Regions from separate parts of the Homo sapiens genome. Here regions 1 and 2 are each linked to region 3. The links are chromatin loops, found by intact Hi-C in ENCODE. Cell type or tissue: B cell. All regions are shown on one strand. Links, peaks and the distances in the headings refer to the core of each region. The heading gives the core; the rest is flanking DNA.

The links. Peaks named below come from ENCODE experiments on the same cell type or tissue, not always from the same donor. Only the 100,000 strongest peaks of a DNase experiment are listed, where the experiment ranks them.
Region 1: it touches region 3 in a loop (2.8-fold over the local background); 3 of 110 quality-filtered maps call a loop at or near these places.
Region 2: a loop joins it to region 3, with 17 times the contacts of the local background. A loop is called at or near these places in 29 of 110 quality-filtered maps.

What each region holds. Positions count from the first base shown.
Region 1 is chr13:99,540,499-99,544,609 of GRCh38, reverse strand. It overlaps TM9SF2 (transmembrane 9 superfamily member 2), which reads right to left. Exons shown (of 17, transcript NM_004800.3): 8 at 3,817-3,896; 9 at 2,943-3,051; 10 at 615-747. Among named protein-coding and RNA genes, the nearest start is that of LINC01039, 35 kb to the left of the region's middle. RefSeq lists an enhancer at 1,300-1,359 and a silencer at 1,710-1,779. In B cell, for the core only: no CTCF peak of the experiment used is centred there; a DNase peak (open chromatin) is centred at 1,609; H3K4me3 peaks cover 600 bases; H3K27ac peaks cover 2,500 bases.
Region 2 is chr13:99,386,355-99,390,153 of GRCh38, reverse strand. UBAC2 (UBA domain containing 2) reads right to left here. Exons shown (of 9, transcript NM_001144072.2): 9 at 3,650-3,799. Among named protein-coding and RNA genes, the nearest start is that of MIR623, 32 kb to the right of the region's middle. In B cell, for the core only: CTCF peaks have their summits at 2,329 and 2,529 (motif pointing left); a DNase peak (open chromatin) is centred at 2,523; H3K27ac peaks cover 2,446 bases.
Region 3 is chr13:99,435,066-99,439,176 of GRCh38, reverse strand. No RefSeq gene overlaps it. Among named protein-coding and RNA genes, the nearest start is that of LNCARGI, 4.4 kb to the right of the region's middle. RefSeq lists an enhancer at 2,075-2,224. In B cell, for the core only: CTCF peaks have their summits at 1,925 and 2,127 (motif pointing right); a DNase peak (open chromatin) is centred at 2,096; H3K4me3 peaks cover 453 bases.

The DNA.
Region 1 (4,111 bases), core at 661-3,160, 110 kb before region 3:
GGGTAAAAGAGACCCTAAATGGTCCCAGTTCTGGGCTGTTTAGACTCAGATGCTGATGGTCTTAAGGACCTGTTCATCTCCAGCCCAGTGCCTCCCTGACAAAGGCTTGGTCTAGGAAGAGCTGAAGGGAGAAACCAAGAGTCAGTCTTTGGGTGCAACTAAACCTGCCCCAAGTCACTTAGATTTTGAGAACCTAAAGGATGCTCAGAAATAATCTGGCTTACCTACCCACTTAGAAAAACTGTGGTGTTTTTTGTTTTTTTTTTTGAGATGGAGTCTTGCACTGTCACCCAGGCTGGAGTGCAGTGGCGCAATCTCAGTTCACTACAACCTCCGCCTCCCAGGTTCAAGCTACTGCCTCAGCCCCACAAGTAGCTGGGATTACAGGCACCTGCCACCATGCCCAGTTTTTGTATTTTTAGTAGAAAGACGGGGTTTCACTATATTGGCCAGTCTGGTCTCAAACTCCTGACCTTGTCATCCACCCGCCTTGGCCTCCCAAAGTGCTAGGATTACAGGCATGAGCCACCATGCCCGGCCAGAAAAACTGGTTTTTAAGCAATTACTGTATTTAGAAAGTATTTTCTACTTGAAAATTTTCAGTTAACACTTACATAGAGTCACAAAGGTCATAATTAAAATCTGTGTCCCGGATCCTAGAAAGACTGATAGCAGCATCCCTTTTCTTGGAGGACGGAATATATCACCATGAACAAGTTTCCAGCCAAATTCTTCCTGGGCATCTTCCTAAAAGGGGAATGAAATCAGTTCGATTGTCTCATGGTATCAACAAGACAACTATAGACAGTTTGTTCACTGTTGAATATGCTGTTACAGAAAACAGGTTTTTTTTAAACTTAAAAATGTTAGTACCTATTTCAATTTTGAAGAATACAGCTTGACTCATGGAGCTTAATATGGCTTTGCTGAACTGTCTTATATGTCAGTTTCTTAAATTTATGACATTAAGGTCTACAAATATACTTATTGAGAAACTTTACAAAGACAATGTGATTGCTACCTAATTCTACTCTAAGTCAAGCTTTGTGATCTGACTTGATGACGATTTTTAGTCACATTCTATCCTCTTCATCCTACTCTTAATGATCTCCACAATAAGCAAATGGCATTAGCTCTCATATTCTAGCTACTTTGCTAATACAGTAAGCATGGATGTAAACATTCATTGAGCACCAACTATAAGCTCGGCTCTGTTTAAAACACCAGATACCACAGTGAGTGTAACAGAAAAATTCCTACTCTCAGGAGTACATGATCTCATTGGGAAGGCAGACAATAAACAAAATAAGTCAGGAAAGTATACTGTACATTAGATGGTAATAAGCGCTGTACAGAAAAACAGGATGTATGGGTGTGTGCAGGACAGGATGTAACATATGTGATGGCTGGGAGGGGTTCAATGGGAAGATCACATTTTGTAAAGATCGGAGGGAGGTAAGGGAACTAGCCATGTAAATGAGGGGCAGACCTTCTTAGCAGATAAAACAGTGAGCTTCGTGAAGGCTCTGAGGTGGAAACCTATGTCTGCCTGGTCTGAGGAACAGCAAGGTAGCCGGCACAGGTGCAGCAGAGTGCTGAGGTAACGTGGGGCCTTAGAAGCCACTGTAAAGCCTCTGACTCTTGCTCTGACTGAACAGAAGTCCCTGGAGGGCCGTGCTCAAGAGTGAAATGATCTGACTTCTGTTTGAGCAGTTTCACTCTGACTGCTGTGCTAAGAGATGGGAAGTAGGACAGGGTTGTGGAAGCAGAGTCACCACTGGCCTGGTTCCACATGGCAACGCTGTGCAAATTAAGATAAAACTCCATTAACAGCAATTATGTGGAACAGCCAATTATAAACAGAGTATTTTAAAATCATTTTAATATTTAATAAGACATAAAATCAATAAAAATCATAGGAAAGAGACTATAGAGTACAAACGTTAAAAGCTTATGAATATTCATATATATTTTCCCCAATCAGAACAGGTCAGAGAGGTTGGGGGACAGGAGGCTGAAGAAGCTGGGGGAAGAGAATACAATAAAAACCTGAGTTTTTTGCATTCATTCCAAATTACTGTGATTCTTGTGAAAATTCTTTTATTATGCTGCCATGAAATGAAGAGTAGAAAATGTGTAACACTGTGCAACTTAAAAAGTTTGAGACTAAAGAGGCTGGAACATGCAATTATTTTAAATATATCAAAAGGTTGAAATGATACAAATTTGTTAAGATTAATTTTAAAAAATTAACCACACAAATAAAAATTGCTTAGGAGTTATTCCATTCAACTTTGTGGTTTCACAAACAGGTATGTGTCAGGGATGGAGAAACCTTACAGAGTTGTAACTGTGCACCTACACCCCACGCTGCACCAGTCCATTCCCACACAGGAGGCTGTGAACAGGTCAGCTCCCAAGGCTGTGCTGACTCCATTTCTATTTTTTTTTTTTTTTTTTGAGACAGAGTCTTGCTCTGTTGCCAGGCTGGAGTGCAGTGGCACGATCTTGGCTCACTGCAGCCTCCGCCTCCTGGGTTCAAGCAATTCTCCTGCCTCAGCCTCCCGAGGTAGCTGGGGCTACAGGTCCCCACCACCACACCCAGCTAATTTTTGTGTTTTTAGGAGAGATGGGGTTTCACCATGTTGGTCAGGCTGGTCTTGAACTCCTGACCTCAGGTGATCCGCCCACCCCGGCCTCCCAAAGTGCTGGGATTACAGGTGTGAGCCACCGCGCCCAGCCAAGAATATTAATTCTTAAGTATCACTTTCTTATTTGAAAATGTGAATTCAAGATAACTTTTGAGAAGAATTTTTTTGTTTTTGTTTTTGTTTTTTGAAGAATGTTTTAAAAGCAGATTCTAAAGCTATTATTTTACCTTTTTGCAAAATAACAATAAACAGTGTCCTTGGCAGACTAAAGACTAAAATGTTTCCACTTACCGTAGAGTCCATCTGATTATATCTAGCAATATCTTTGTGCAGTGTCCGTAACATAATCATAGCTACCATTCCAGATAAGAAGAGAACAATGACCAGGGAATTCATAATGCTGTAGAAATAAGCACATCATGAGTAATCTGTAGCTTAATCCTAGGAACAGTAAAACTCTTTTAAAAACTGTTTATTGAGTAACATTAAAACAGTCTTGATCAAAATCAAAATGAAAGCTATCTGAAATCCAACAAATTCAATGAACTGTGTTCTTTCATGTTTCCCTCCAGTAGATAAATAACATTATATACTTATCATAATACAGTTTCATAGTCTGTTTAGAACTAGAATTTTTTGGTACATGGTCAATATTATGAAATAACTACTGTGCCCAAATCACTGCCACAACAAAGGACTGGCTTGTGCCCTCAAGAAATTTACTGAAGAACAACTTTACTCAGTAAATTAGTGAGTGTCAAAAAGATCAGACAGCAATAGGAAAAGGAGAGTTATGGCAACATGAACAACTCTAGATAAAAGTTTTGAATCATGTTTGAAGGGGATAATAATAAAGTCATAGCAACAACAGCGGCTTCTGTTTCTGAACACTCTTATGTGCCAGACAATGTCCTCAAATATTCTGTCCCATGATGTCCTTTAATCCTCACAACAATCCCATAAGGTGGGTATTTCTAGATAAAGAAACAGACGCTGAGAAATTAAGGGACCTGCTGTGACTCACAATCAGTGGCTGAAAGCCAGGATTTGAACCCAAGGCCAGACTTTTGAATAAAGTAGAGAGGATTTGAGAGTAAATGAGATGTTCAAAGGGACAGAGGGTAGAAAAGTAGAAAGCAAAAGCAGGCTAACTCTGTACTCTTACCTAAACCACTGAATGTGGGTATGAGGCATAGACTCCAGAATATAGTCCCATCTAGACGCCCATCTGATCTTATCATCTTCCTAGAGGAGATTAAAAAATCTCTTTAAGTAAACATCTGCTGACAGCACATTAAGAACAAAAAAAAATCCCATTCAAAGCTTGTCCTTCCATTGAGTCAACAACTGCAATTTCTAAATTATCTAACTTTGGTTAGTCCTGAGATTTGGAGAGTTTCAGATTTACTAAAGTCTAGGGGAAATCAGAGTAAGATTATGCAACCAAAAAAAAAAAAAAA
Region 2 (3,799 bases), core at 1,300-3,799, 49 kb after region 3:
CAGTCCCAAGAGGAATTTGAGGGCCAACCCTGGGGACCTTCTTGCTCTCCTCCCACTGCCCAGGTTGAGGGGAGGCCCGAAGCAGCCAGGGGAGGGCTGAGGACAGGCCTGGCCCAGGGAGCTGACTTTGCCTCAAGTCCATCATGGCCCTCGGGATCCCGGCCAAGTTACCCTGGCACCTTCTCTGATCTGTCTCCTCACCTGAAGAGGTGGGCTACACCAGATAAACACTCTCTAGTTCCAACATTCTACAAACCTGCGAGCCCCCTATGTTTCAGAACAGACGGCCCCTTGGGGAGAAGGGGCTGCTGGGCAAGGGTGCCGTCAGATTGGGGAGAGCCCCCCGTGCCTGGGCCAAGTGCGATTCTGGAGGGTTTCTCCAGTCCTTCTGCGTGGAGCTCACGCAGGACTGTTGCTGCTTCTTCTGTTTCGCTGTGGTGAAGTTGGAGGCCCCGGAATCTGTGGGTCTGGCCATTTGGGGACAGCCCCTGTCCCTAAACGATTTTTGTGTCCGGGTGAGGACCATGGTGGGTCGTAACTTGATTTGCTGGTGTTAGTCTGGGAAGATTCCTATTGCAGACCTCTCTCCCCTACTCCTCCACAGACCTGGGTTACTTTCTTCCCTCCCACTCCAAGTCTACTCAGACTCCCAGGGCAGCTCACACAGAACATTCCAGAAAGGTCACAGAACTGATCAACTTCCCTGAGAATTATGGACTGGCTATAAGGGGCCTACACATTCCAGCTAGTTTCTTGGCACTGTGTAAATTTCTAGGATATTTGAAATTCCCATTAGGCAGGGGGTTCAGCAGACCACAACACTGCAGTTAATGAACAAAAGAGGGCCGGGCACGGTGGCTCACACCTGTAACCCCAGCACTTTGGGAGGCCGAGGGGCGGGTCACCTGAGGTCAGGAGTTCAAGACCAGCCTGGCCAACATGGTGAAACCTCGTTTCTACTAAAAATACAAAAATTAGCTGGGTGTAGTGGTGTGCGCTTGTAATCCCAGCTACTTGGGAGGCTAAGGAAGGAGAATTGCTTGAACCTGGGAGGCAGAGGTTGTAGTGAGCCAAGATGGCACTACTGCACTCCAACCTGGGCAAGAGTGAAACTGTGTCTCAAAACAAAAATAAAATAAAGTAAAATAAAATAAAAAAGAGGCCAAAGCTATTGTTTCTAGCCAATGTAGATCCTTCGTGTTTCTCTCATTTGAAGACGTCCATCTGCTCTCTGTTAGCCCCCAGGCCCTCCTCTTAGGGAGCTAGAGACTCCAGGACAGGAGCTTCCTCGCCTTCGGTCCTCACTTCGACCTTCATTTTCTCCTTCCTCTAGTTCCAGGGGACTGAATGAAGGATGCTTCCGGTTTCTGCGGTGCCCCGCTTCGTGGCTCCTGAGTGCACCCCATTCTGGGCCTGGATCTCACGGTCCCTGTCCCTGGCTCTCCCCTTCCCCACTGCCAAGTGCCCTGGTTGAGCCTGTGCCCCACCTCCGCTTTCTCACTAGTCTTTACATTTCCTCTGGAAGCCGCCACCACTCTGCCCTCGCCCAGGCCCTTCCCAGCAGTAGTGCCGCCCCCCAATCCTTGACACTCCCACATCCCAGCCTGGGCTGCCCTCTCCTGATACTCCTGCCACCTCTCCACCTCTTCCTCCACTCCAGATGCCGAGTTCCTCAGGGTTCCATCCCCAGCCCTCCTCTCTCCTAATTCCTGGTCATCAATTTACTCCATCATCCCAAGAGCAAGACTTGTGATTTGACTCTCTAGTCCCCGCCTCTGTTCAGATTGATTTCCAACATCCAGTGATCACTTCCCCCAGCCCTTCTACCTGAACCCCAAGTCTATTCATGGCATTGTCCAGCCCTTCTACCTGAACCCCAAGTCTATCCGTGGCATTGTTACAATGTAGCTAGTGGGGTTGTTTCTCCATCAGACAGGGCTGTATTGGCAGGTTATAAATTCACATGCTTCTGGCAATTTTTATCATGTGTAAGATTTCAGTCTCAGAGCTGGAATTTTAGTCTGAGCTGTAAAGCCCATTTTGGCGTTCTTGGTCCACCCCTTTACAAAAACACTATTGGTTAGGGGAACTTGGAAGCGAAGAAAATACTCCTGATTCTCACAAATTAAGTATCAGGTAAGCTCTCAGGTTAAGATAAAATTCTTAAGTCTATGGTTTTAGACACTTCCATTTCAACTTAAGAACAATTGTAGGAACGTAAACTCAGGGACTCACAGAATATTCTAAATGACACTGGAATGTGTTCACAATTTTGTACTCAATTTCCCTAACATCTCCACCTTTCTAACCCAAACTCACCCTAGCTTTACAAATCAGAACTTCACAGGCAGGCTTTCCTTAATGTCAGGAGCAGGGGGTCACTATGGAAAATCTTACCTTCTCAATTCACAATCTAGAATCTGCTCACCCAAAAATTAAGCCCCATCTGTTACCACGTGCACAAAATCAAAAGGCTAAACCTTTTCTAGACCTCAGGAAGCCCAGTCAAGTGGCTCACTGGCGCCCTCCTCTGGCTGGGATGGCTCCGCAGGTCTTCCTTGGGGGTGCCATCGGCCTGAAAAAAGAGTCCCAGTGTCTTGACAAGAGGTGTGGAAGCTCTCAGGTATTCAAACTTCTGCGGGGAATGTCTGTGTAGATGTTTTTGTGTCAATATTTGCAGGAAGCAAGAGTGGGTGAGCAACGCGAACCCCAGTAAGACAGAAAACATGGTCAAGCGTGAAAAGGCAGGCGTGTTGTGTGTGTGTGTGTGTGTGTGTGTGTGTGTCCAGAGGGTGGTGATGGAGGGAGAGTGGCCTGGTAGTTGCATGACAAGGATGGAGAACCACGGGCCACCACTGCAAAGGCGAGGACTTGGCAGCTGTAAGGAACTGGGAAAGAGGCTGAAAGAACTAAAGAGAACAAACCAAGCCTGTAGTTGTCTCCCAGCTCTGCCACTATTTAGGTCCTCAATCCTCTACTCTCTAAACAACCAACATAGAGGGTCACTGAGGTTCCTGTGGGCAGGACAAAGGTCTCCAAAATACAATCTCATTCCAAAGGGAATCCTGATTAGCAAACACTCAAGAACAGCTGGCAAGTGTGAATCAAGGCCTCTAATTAGCTACTTGCAAAGGGGCTATTTGCTGCCCCCGTCTCCAAGGGATACCTTTGCCTCTGGTTTGGTTTTACTTGGCTAGGTGCTGTTTAAAGGGGTAGCATGGAGGAGGGGGTGTATTTTTGGGTGTTCTCTGCCTGTGCTCCTTTGCACGGGGAACACAGAGAGTGGATTTTGGTTTGCCTCAGAGGTCAGACACACACGGCTTTGCTCAGCACTCAGGAGGTGTTGACTGTGGCCTAGTTAGGGAATGAAGTCAGGGACATCTCCACCACCATCAACTGTTCCTTGCAACCCGAGATGGCGCAATTCAGATTCAAGGAGGGGCTTGTGCGTGGGACCAGCTGGGCTCCAAGAAAGTCACCTCGACCCCCCTCTGAGCAGCTAGTGGCCCCAGGCAGCCTCAGTGAGGCCGAGCTTCCAGGTTTGCACAGGTAATGCCACTGTGGGCAGTGCTACTTACAGGAACAAAAGCACTTCACTCACTTCAAATGAGCACCCAGTCGTCTGAAGAAAGACGAGCAGTGCGGAGGATTTGGTTGACTGGTAAATATGTATAGCCTGGAACAAGGCTTTATTTGTACAAGTCTGATAGAAAAATACTGAAGAGTAAAACACATTAAAAACTTTATTGTAAGTATCAACATCTAAATTTGCATCAATTTGATACATCGTTGCTCATTT
Region 3 (4,111 bases), core at 1,076-3,575:
CTCTTGTCCTCGTGCTGTCAGCCTCACCTCTGATTCCAGCCCTGGGGAGGGTGAACAGCTCCAACAAGTCTCAGCTCAAGCGAGCGCAGCTTGTCTGTTGCGTCCCACACGTGGTAGGCTGAAAAATGGCTCCCCAAAGGTAAGTCCACATCATAGTCCATGGATCCTGTAAATGTGGCCTTATTTCGGGAAAAGGTCTTTGCAGATGTGACTAAGGACCTTTGGATGAGGAGAGCGTCCCGTCTTATTGCCAGATAAGCCCTGGATGTCATCACAAGAGTTGTTTTAAGAGAGAGGCAGAGGAAGATGTGAGGACACACAGAGGAGAAGGTGATGTGAAGATGAGGTAGAGGTCAGAGTGACAAGCCCACGTGGCCACAAGCTTAGCTGGAGGAGGTCAGGAAGGATCCTCCCCTAGAGCCCTTGGAAGAGGGCAACAAGTATCTGCAATAAATATGGGAATGCAGGTATCTTTTCAAGATACTGATTTTGTTGTCCTTGGATATATACCTAGTAGTGAGATTGCCAGATCATATCCATTCTATTTTTCATTTTTTGGGAACCTCCATACTGCTTTCCATTATGGCTGTACAAATTTACGTTTCCACCAAGAGTGTGCAAGGGTTCCCTTTTTGTCCACATCCTCACCAACACATCTTTCATCTCTTTGGTAATAGCCTTTCTAACAGGTGTGAGGTGGTGCTCCCTGTGGCTTTAATTTGCATTGCTCTAATGATTAGTGATGTTGAACAATTTTTCATAGACCTGTTGGCCATTTGTATGCTTTCTTTTGATAAATGTTTATTCAGGTCCTTGGCCCATTTTTCAAATCATATTATTTCTTTTCTTACTATTGAGTTGTTTGGGTTCCGAATATATTTTGGATGTTAACCCCTTATCAGATGCATGGGTTTACAATATTTTTTCCTATTCTGTAGGCTATCTCTTCTCTCTGTTGTTTCCTTTCCTCCACAGAAGCCTTTTAATTGGATGCAGTTTTGTTTATCTATTTCCACTGTTGTTTCCTGTGCTTTTGGGGTTATATCCAAGAAATCATTGCCCAGACTAACATCATAAAGATTTCCCCCTATATTTTCTTCTAGTACTTTTACAGCTTCCAGGTCTTATGTTTCAGTCTTTAATCCATTTTGAGTTGATTTTTGTATATGGTGTGAGATAAGAGGCATTTCATTCTTCTGCATGTGGATATTAAGGGAATTTTTATAAATGGAAGATTAAAGGACTAGCCAACCAGAAGTGTGATTATGATCACTATTAACTGGACAAAGTGACACCTATGACTTTATTCTTTTCCCATATTCTAGACTAGGGTTTATTACACCAAGGCCCATTAAAAATGCTTGGCAGAGTGGAGGGAGGAAGGTGGTGCCTTGTCACATGTCCTTCGGGAATTAAATTTGGTGATGTTTTCAAGTCCATGATAATCTTAAAAAATGAGTAGGTCTTTTTTTGGACCAACTGGATGGTGCGTTCTAGGGAAGCACGATGCTTGCAGGGTCAGGCCCGTGTTGTGTTGATGGTGGGATGTGCCTGCCGATCTCCTGCCCTTGCAGGGTTTTATTTTTAATGCAGTTTCTCAAACTGAAGTCTCCTTTTATTTTTTTATTTTTATTTTTTTTAATTCACAAGAAAGTATTTTCTTTCAAAGGGGCCTGCATGGATCTTGCGTTTAAGACAGGCCACTCTAACCATACCTGGTGGTACTCGTGCAGAGGGTAAGTGGCTCAGAGAGTGGGCCTGGCCTGGGGTTAAGTCCTATACCCATTTCCTCTGTGCTGCGTGACTCTGGACCGGCAACTCAACCTCTCTGAGCTGTGGCTCTCTGCTCTTTACATGGCAATGCTAACAATAGTTACACAATAGCGTTGTCATAAATATTTCATGAGATGGGGTTTGGAAAGGGCTTCCTTAGCACAGCGCCCGCTATATAGCTAATGTTATATTATGCTCATGAATACCAGTCAGCCAGCAGAAAGCGTGGGGGTAACCACATCTGCGGCGGGGGCTGACATCACAGCAAGGAAACTGTCAGCGCCCGGGCCAGTCACCGCGTCATGCTCCCTTCCCACCACAAGGAGGCGCAGGCACGAGTTTGATTTATTTTATGAGCAAGAACCCAGAGCGTCCGCTGGGGGGCGCAGGTTTTGCGTCCGCAGCAGGCGGCGCTCCTAGGCGTCTTGGGGTCCGCCTTCCTGGAGCCCCAGGAACAGGGTTCTAAAGTCCAGACTGTCATCGGAAGCATCAATAATAAAAATAGCTGTAATTTATTGCATATCTGCTGGGCTCTGAGTGAAGCTCTGTGTGTGTGTGCGTGTGTCTGTGGGTCTGTGTGTGTGTGTGTGTGTGTCTATGTGTGTATCTATGTGTGTGCGTGTGACTGTGTGTCTGTGTGTTTGTGTGTCTGTGCGTGGCTCTGTGTGTGTTTGTGTGTGTCTGTGTGTGAGTGTGCATGTTTGTGTGTGTCTGTGTGTGTGTGCACACATGTGTGCATGCAAGCACCTGTGGGTACATACATGCATATATACAGACACACATCATATGTACATATGCCCATATAATATATTCTAGGTATTTAGTATATTTCAGAGTGGAGTGCACAGCATAAACACGATGAAGAAAAATTGCACAGAGAAGCAGATATTCTCAGGACCAAAATACTTTATTTACTTATTTATTTATTGAGACAGTCTCATTCTGTCGCCCAGGCTGGAGTGCAGTGGCGTGATCACAGCTCACTGCAGCCTCAACCTCCTGGGCCCAAGCAATCTTTCCACCGCAGCCTCCTGAGTAGCAGGGACTACAGTCACATGCCACTAAGCCTGGCTAATTTATTTATTTAGTAGAGACAAGGTCTAGTTTTGTAGCCCAGACTGGTCTTGAATTCCTGGGCTCCAGTGATCCTCCTGCCTCAGCCTCCCAAAGTGTGGGATTACAGGTGTGAGTCACCGCACCCAGCCTTGAGAAATTCTTTTCTCTGAATTATCAACCTGGGTTAAAAGGTACTCATTGTCAGCTGAGAGGCCGAAGTATCCAGGCAGCTTTCACAATAGTGTTTCTGGTGCAGGAGGAGATTTTTATTGTTCACAGGGCAGAAGTGTGAGACAGGACCTGGTATATACAGGTACTTCATCTGTTGTAAGATAAAAAGCTATTAAATGTAGCTCTGCTATAAAGAAATTCTTTTTCTTGGAGCCTTGAGAAGCCAAGCGGTTACTCTAAAATGCTCTGGGACAATTATCATGGAGAGCTCAAGGCAGTTGAGGAACACAGACTCTGTGGTCTTGACTATATTTATTTTCTTCTTTGTGTTTGCAAACATGTGCCATGCTTTCTACAAGAGCATGAATTATTATAGTTTAAAGATTCACATTCATCAAAGCCAGTCCCAGCTGAGGCAGATACAGGTGAGTGATACACGATGGGGTGCATGCTGAGGTCAGGGAATCCATTCATCAGCACGTTTGTATTCAGATCTCAGTGTGTGCATAGCACTGCGCTTGGTGAGGAGGGGAGACAGGAGGCGGAGCCACAGTCCTGCCATCAAGGGGGAGGAAAGGGATGGAAGGGAAGGGACCTTTAGCATTTATTGTACCCCAGACACAGTTTATACACATGTGACTCCCTTAATATTCACAAAGGACCTCTGAGGAGCTGTTATTATGATCCTCATCCTGCAGAGGAGCAAACTGAAGCCCAGAATGGGAAGCTACTCTGCCAGGTAAGAGCAAAACCTGCACCTCCGGAATCCCTACCTGCCCTGCTCTGCCAGGCTTAGGCCCACGAAGGATTCATTAACAATGTCAGGCAGGCAGTGTGGACCATGGTAGGGGAAATGCCCCAATGGGAAGGATAAAGGAGTTTTGGCCGTCAGTGACTCTTATTTGGGAAACCAAGAAATTGCCTGGACTTTCCCAAAGGTACAGGGAGGTTTGGACGTGTTAAACTGGAGCCCACATGGTGGCGCGCACCTGTTGTCCCAGTGACTGAGCTGGGCTTGAGCCCAGGAGGTTGAGGCTGCAGTGAACCATGGTCCTGCCACTGCACTCCAGCCTGGGCAACAGATTGAGACCCTGTCTCAAAATAAAAATAA